Linked DNA regions of Homo sapiens: region 2 is linked to region 1. A link is a loop called in an ENCODE intact Hi-C map of the cell type or tissue named here. Cell type or tissue: breast epithelium. All regions are shown on one strand. Each heading gives the region's core, and the rest is flanking DNA. Links, peaks and the distances in the headings are about the cores only.

Region 1 (2,807 bases), core at 190-2,689:
TTCTAGATTTTCTAGTTTTTTTTTTGTATAGAGGTGTTTATAGTATTCTCTGATGGTAGTTGGTAGGAAATAAGAAATCTTATAACAAGAAATCAAGCCCATGATTCAGATCAGCAGGCTTGCTGGTTGATTAAATATAGAAGGTGAGGGAAGTATCTAGGATGACTTCCACCTTCTGGTTTGAAAACCTGGATGGGCAGTGGTGCCACCGAAGGAGACTAGGAACATGTGGAGAAAAGGTATGGAAGAAAATTGACTTGACTTGAAGTATGTATGGAATGTACAAGGGAAATGACCAGTAGGCATTTAGACATGTAGATCTAAAATTCAGGGCCTAAAGTTCAGAGATCAAGAGATCACTTTTGTGTAGATTTTTTAGAGTCATCAGCAGGTAAGTAATGATGGAAGCCCGTGGTGTGCATTGGTGATACTGACCAGGGAGAATACTACAGGAATGAGAGGATGCCAAAGACAGAAGAAGGGATTGATGTCAAAGGACCAAGAGTGAGCTGAGGACTCAGTTCTAGAGAGCCTCAACAGTCAGTCTCTCTCTCTCTCTGTGTCTCTATCTGTCTCTCTCTCTCTCTCTCTCTCTCTCATATCTCTCTCTCTCTCTCTCATATCTCTCTCTCTCTCTCTCATCACTATCTCTATCTCTTTCTCTATCTAGCTCTCTCTCCTACTTCATACTGGACTTTTCTGCTAGGCAGAGAGCAAAGTCACTGCTAGCCCCAGATTAGCCACCCCCATAAAAAATCTCTTTTCTCCCACCATCCCTATAACAATTCCTGGAAAGAACTCTGGTTGACTTTGCTAGAATCACATGACCCATGCTTAGACCAAACCTAAGGAGCACTTGGGTTGGCCAGACCCATGTCATATGCCCCCATATTGTTGGAAGGAGGGTACAGCCTCTTTATGAGAAGAACAGGGATGGTAAAACTTTCTGGGCAGATAAAAATAGTTATCAGGTCACCTACACATCAACACTTTAAAAGGTAGGAGGAGAAAGTGGAGCCAGTAAAGGAGACAGAAAGTTGGTATGTCAGAGTAGATTAACAGTTTTTCAGAGGCCAAGATCTTTGTCTTATCCTTATCTGTGTCCTTCATCCCCCCCATCTAGTATCTAGCCTTGTGCCTATAATCAACAAGTGTGTATGGAATGAATTCATAGACACTACACATGATAAGTAATGGGGATTTGTAAAAGACATGACAAAGACCAACACTCAGGAATCTAATTTGGGCAATACACAAAAGCACATTTTTTAAGTAGCTGGCCACCACTGACATAGATAATAATAGAGTCTCTAAAAAGAGCCAAACTTTTTCATGATTTGGATAAAGGCACCATATCCGTTTAAACCAAAACAGTCACAGATGAGGATTTGATTTGGGGAGTGTCTTATGGAAATTAGATGGTGTTGTTTTAAAGAGTGTTCATTTTATTTCTCTGTTCTAGGGCTGACTGTAATTTCATGCTGCATTTGCAAGCCTGCAGGCAGACACCTTAATTACTATGGATGCCAGATAGAAAGAGGAGTGCTAATCAAACCTTTATTAATTGGTGACATACTTCCAACTTTCAGAAACAGATGCTAGGGAGGAATGAATCCTTGTAAACCACAGTACCCACCAACTCCCCTCAGGTGTGGATTTTTTTTTTTCTTAAATCAAGTACCTTTTACATCCACTAGGGGGAATCCTAGCGCGCTTCAAAGTCTGCCTTTTTCTATGCTTAGAATGACATACCCATGAAAACTTGCTTGTCTATTGATGGGTGTGTCCTCTACTCTGGAGAAGCTCCGAGATCTGGCATGTTGTCATATTTTTCAAACAGAAGAGAAAATATCATTCAAGATATGTTAAAGAAAATAAATTGCTCAAATTCTCACTGGAAGAAATCCATCTTAGAGAAAATTTTCCGTGTAAACAGAAGTTTCTACCAGGAAAAAGAGGGTAATTATTTGTCAGAATCTTTACTTACCAAAAAATAGAAAACACTAAATATGTGCCTTTGCAATTTTAGAGAGCTTAATTTTAAATACCTGTTAGGCACTAGTGCGATCTTTATGCTCAGTGGAGTTCTTAAAGTATTATTGGCACTCGGTTGATAATTATTATAATTATTATAAGCTTGCCTTACATAATTACAGTATAAGACTCTCCCCTTTTCAGTATAAAGCCATGTTCAAACAAAGTTTGAAAGGTGCTGTAAATTAACAAATAATTTAAAAGCTATGTTCAGTGGATGCTCCTCCATGTTATCAATAATATTTTTTGTGGCAAGGAGTTGTTTTTCTCCTTTTATATTCTCTGTCTCTGCAGAGATAGTCAATTCATGAATTGGTAAATATGCACTGTGGAGATGCCAAGTTATGTCATTGTATGTGGGGCTGTGGGTACCTCAAAGAATGACCCTTGCCCCTAAGGAGTATAGAGCCTTTACATTACACTTCAACTGACATTTATTGAACACTGACTCCGTGTAAGGCCCAGTAATCTGCACAAAAATAACACCACTGATCTTGCTCATTGCCATAACCCCAGCCTGCAACACATGCCTAGCACATGGTAGATTCTCAGGAAGTATCTGTTAAAAGATGGAGTAAGTTAATGAACAGAAAGTTTGAGGAATAAAGGGAATATGGAGATAAACTGAATTTAAGACACCATCTCTGATCTCAAAGAAATTATATTAAGTGAAAGAGCTATAAACACAACCAATGCATAGTGTATGATGTGACTCACCAGATTTTAATGCTATCAACCTACAGATAAAGTGCTCTTCAAGTTCAGAGCAGGGA
Region 2 (2,807 bases), core at 53-2,552, 400 kb after region 1:
GGCTGAGCACAGTGGCTCACACCTGTAATCTCAGCACTTTGGGAGGCCAAGGGGGGTGGATCACCTGAGGTCAGGAGTTGGAGACAAGCCTGGCCAACATGATAAAACCCTGTCTCTACTAAAAATACAAAAATGAGCAAGGTGAGGTGGTGTGCTCCTGTAGTCCCAGCTACTGGGGAGGCTGAGGCAGGAGAATCGTTTGAACCCAGGAGGCAGAGGTTGCAGTGAGCCGAGTTTGCGCCACTGCACTCCACCCAGCCTGGGCAACAGAGTGAGACTCCCTCTCAAAAAAATAAATAAATAAGGCCAGGTGCAGTGGCTCACGCCTGTAATCCCAGCACTTTGGGAGGCCGAGGCAGGTGGATCACAAGGTCAGGAGATCGAGACCATCCTGGCTAACACGGTGAAACCCGGTTCTACTAAAAATACAAAAAATTAGCTGGGCGTGGTGGCAGGCGCCTGTAGTCCCAGCTACTCAGGAGGCTGAGGCAGGAGAATGGCGTGAACCCGGGAGGCGAAGCTTGCAGTGAGTCAAGATCGTGCCACTGCACTCCAGCCTGGGCGACAGAGCGAGACTCCACCTCAAAAAAATAAATAAATAAATAAATAAATAAATAAGAATAATAAAGAAAAAAAGAAAAAACAAGTGAACTTTTTTTTAATGTTTTCCAGCTGCAGAGGCCATGTACTAGAAAACTCTTGAAATATTATTCAGTGTTTCTCAATACTTAAGCTGACTGCCTTCTGACAAATTGCCAAGTAGTGGTCAGAATTTAATTCACACCAAAAGAGAACACAAAGATTATGAGACAATTGACCCTATAAAAATGCATTCGTGGCATGCTCTTTAGTCACTTTGCATCTGCTCTCAACCCACCCTCCAGGGCTCTTATGTCACACTTATTTCCAGATAAATGGCCCAATTAGAAACCTATTGGCTAAGGTTGTACTAAAGGCAATGACCCTGCACACCAGAATCTCGTCCTTCTTAACATCACCCTTAAGCCAAAGCACAGTGGCGTGTGCATTCTCATTCCTGGACAAACTCTGCCCCCTGGCGCTGACTCACACACTTGCGCACCGGCGAGGAGGGTCTCCTTTGTTAGGTTTCCTCATGGGACAGGGATAGAAGAGCCTGTCACCCCCACCTGCCGTCTCCCCAAACCCCTAATTGCCATCAGTCTGCTCCACACAGATAATCCACCAAAAGGCTCCGAGTTTGTTTCTGCTCCGTGTATTTGAAATGAGTCTACCACATCAATCTCATTCTGTGTTAAAAAGTGTTTCTCAGCAGATGAGTAGGGATAAAATCTCCATGGGAGAAAGTGAAGGAGATGCCTGATCTGTCCAGGGCTTCCCGGGTCAGTGGCGCTTCGGCCAGAAGCCAGGCAGCAGGCCTTGGGCAGGTGGCTGGACCCCTTCTGTGCCACGGTATCTTTGTCTGTGAGATGAGGGGGGCAGTCCCCACCATACTGTGTTTACACAATAGAGGGAGAATTTAGGTGGTGACTGTGCTGTAGTAAAAAGAACAGAGGGTGTGGAAATAGGGGATTTGGGTCTAAACTCTGGCTCCAGGCCAGATGCAGTGGCTCACACTATAATCCCAGCACTTTGGGAGGCTGAGGCAGGAGGATCGCTTGAGCCCAGGAGTTTGAGACCAGCCTGGACAACACAGTGAGACCTCATCTCTACAAAAAATACAAAATTAGGTGGGCGTGGTGGTGCCTGCCTGTAGTCCCAGCGACTCAGGAGGCTGAGGTGGGAGGATCACTTGAGCCTGGGAGGCAGAAGTTGTGGTGAGCCATGATCGTGCCACTGCCCTCCAGCCTGGGTGACAGACTCCCTCTCAAAATAAATACATAAGTAAGTACAATAAATAAATTAATTAATTAATTAATTTCAGCTCTAGCTGTGGAACCTTGGACTAGAAATTCACTGTTCTCACTGTTCTCTAGAAATTCACCATTCCCTTGAGTTTCCTATCTTATAAAATGGGATAGTGACTTGCCCTGCTAGTCACTTTCTCGAGAAGAGACACCTCCAACTGCAGCGGGTGTGGCGCAGCCTTTCCCTCCAGGCTCCAGGAGCCCCTGCCTCCCAATCGGAAGGAGAGTTGTTTCAGATGAATATTCCTAGGTTTTAGCCCAGGAGGTTGAGTCAGAATCCTGCCTCAGAGGCGTGGCAGGAGAAACAAAATAATGAACCCCCAAAGGTGTCCATGTCCCGGTTCCCAGAACCTGCAAATATGTGACCTTGCATGGGAAAAGGGCCTAACAGATGCGACTAAATTAAGAATCTTAAGATGGGGGGATTATCCTCGATTACCCCGGTGGGCCCACTGGATCATGGGGGTCCTAACAAAGGGAAGAGGGAGGCAGGAGAGGCGGAGATGTGATGAGGAGAAGGGATTGGAGGGAAACACCACGCACTGAGGATGAAGGTGGCCTTGAACGCTGGAAAAGGCGAGGAAGAGATCCTCCCCCAGAGCCTCCAGGAGGAACTCAGAGCTGCCAACACCTCACTCCCAGCCCTGCAAGACCCACTTTAGGACTTCTGACCTCTAAAGCTGTAGATGATTAATCCGTGTTGTTTTAAGCCACTAAGTTTGTAATTATTTGTTTCAGCAGCTCTGGGAAGCCAATATGGCGCCATGGAGGGGCTCCTAGATCTGCATTTTTGAGTGACTCCTGGTAGAATTGTTAGGCATGCTAAATTTTGAGGGCTAGAGGTGTAGTAGGAAGAGACTGAGGAACAGGAGGTCTGTATTTCTAGCCCTGGCGTCATGAGCTATGTGACTTCGGCAAAGT

The links. Hi-C counts contacts between places; a loop is a spot of excess contacts. Peaks named below come from ENCODE experiments on the same cell type or tissue, not always from the same donor. Only the 100,000 strongest peaks of a DNase experiment are listed, where the experiment ranks them.
Region 2: it touches region 1 in a loop (12-fold over the local background); 108 of 110 quality-filtered maps call a loop at or near these places.

Annotation. Positions count from the first base shown.
Region 1 is chr12:94,132,698-94,135,504 of GRCh38, forward strand. No RefSeq gene overlaps it. Among named protein-coding and RNA genes, the nearest start is that of PLXNC1, 14 kb to the right of the region's middle. RefSeq lists a silencer at 1,754-1,803. In breast epithelium, for the core only: a CTCF peak has its summit at 1,679 (motif pointing right); no DNase peak of the experiment used is centred there.
Region 2 is chr12:94,531,943-94,534,749 of GRCh38, forward strand. The region is part of intron 2 of LOC102724960 (a long non-coding RNA gene); the gene reads left to right. Among named protein-coding and RNA genes, the nearest start is that of MIR5700, 28 kb to the right of the region's middle. In breast epithelium, for the core only: CTCF peaks have their summits at 1,054 (motif pointing left) and 1,255; a DNase peak (open chromatin) is centred at 1,069; H3K27ac peaks cover 455 bases.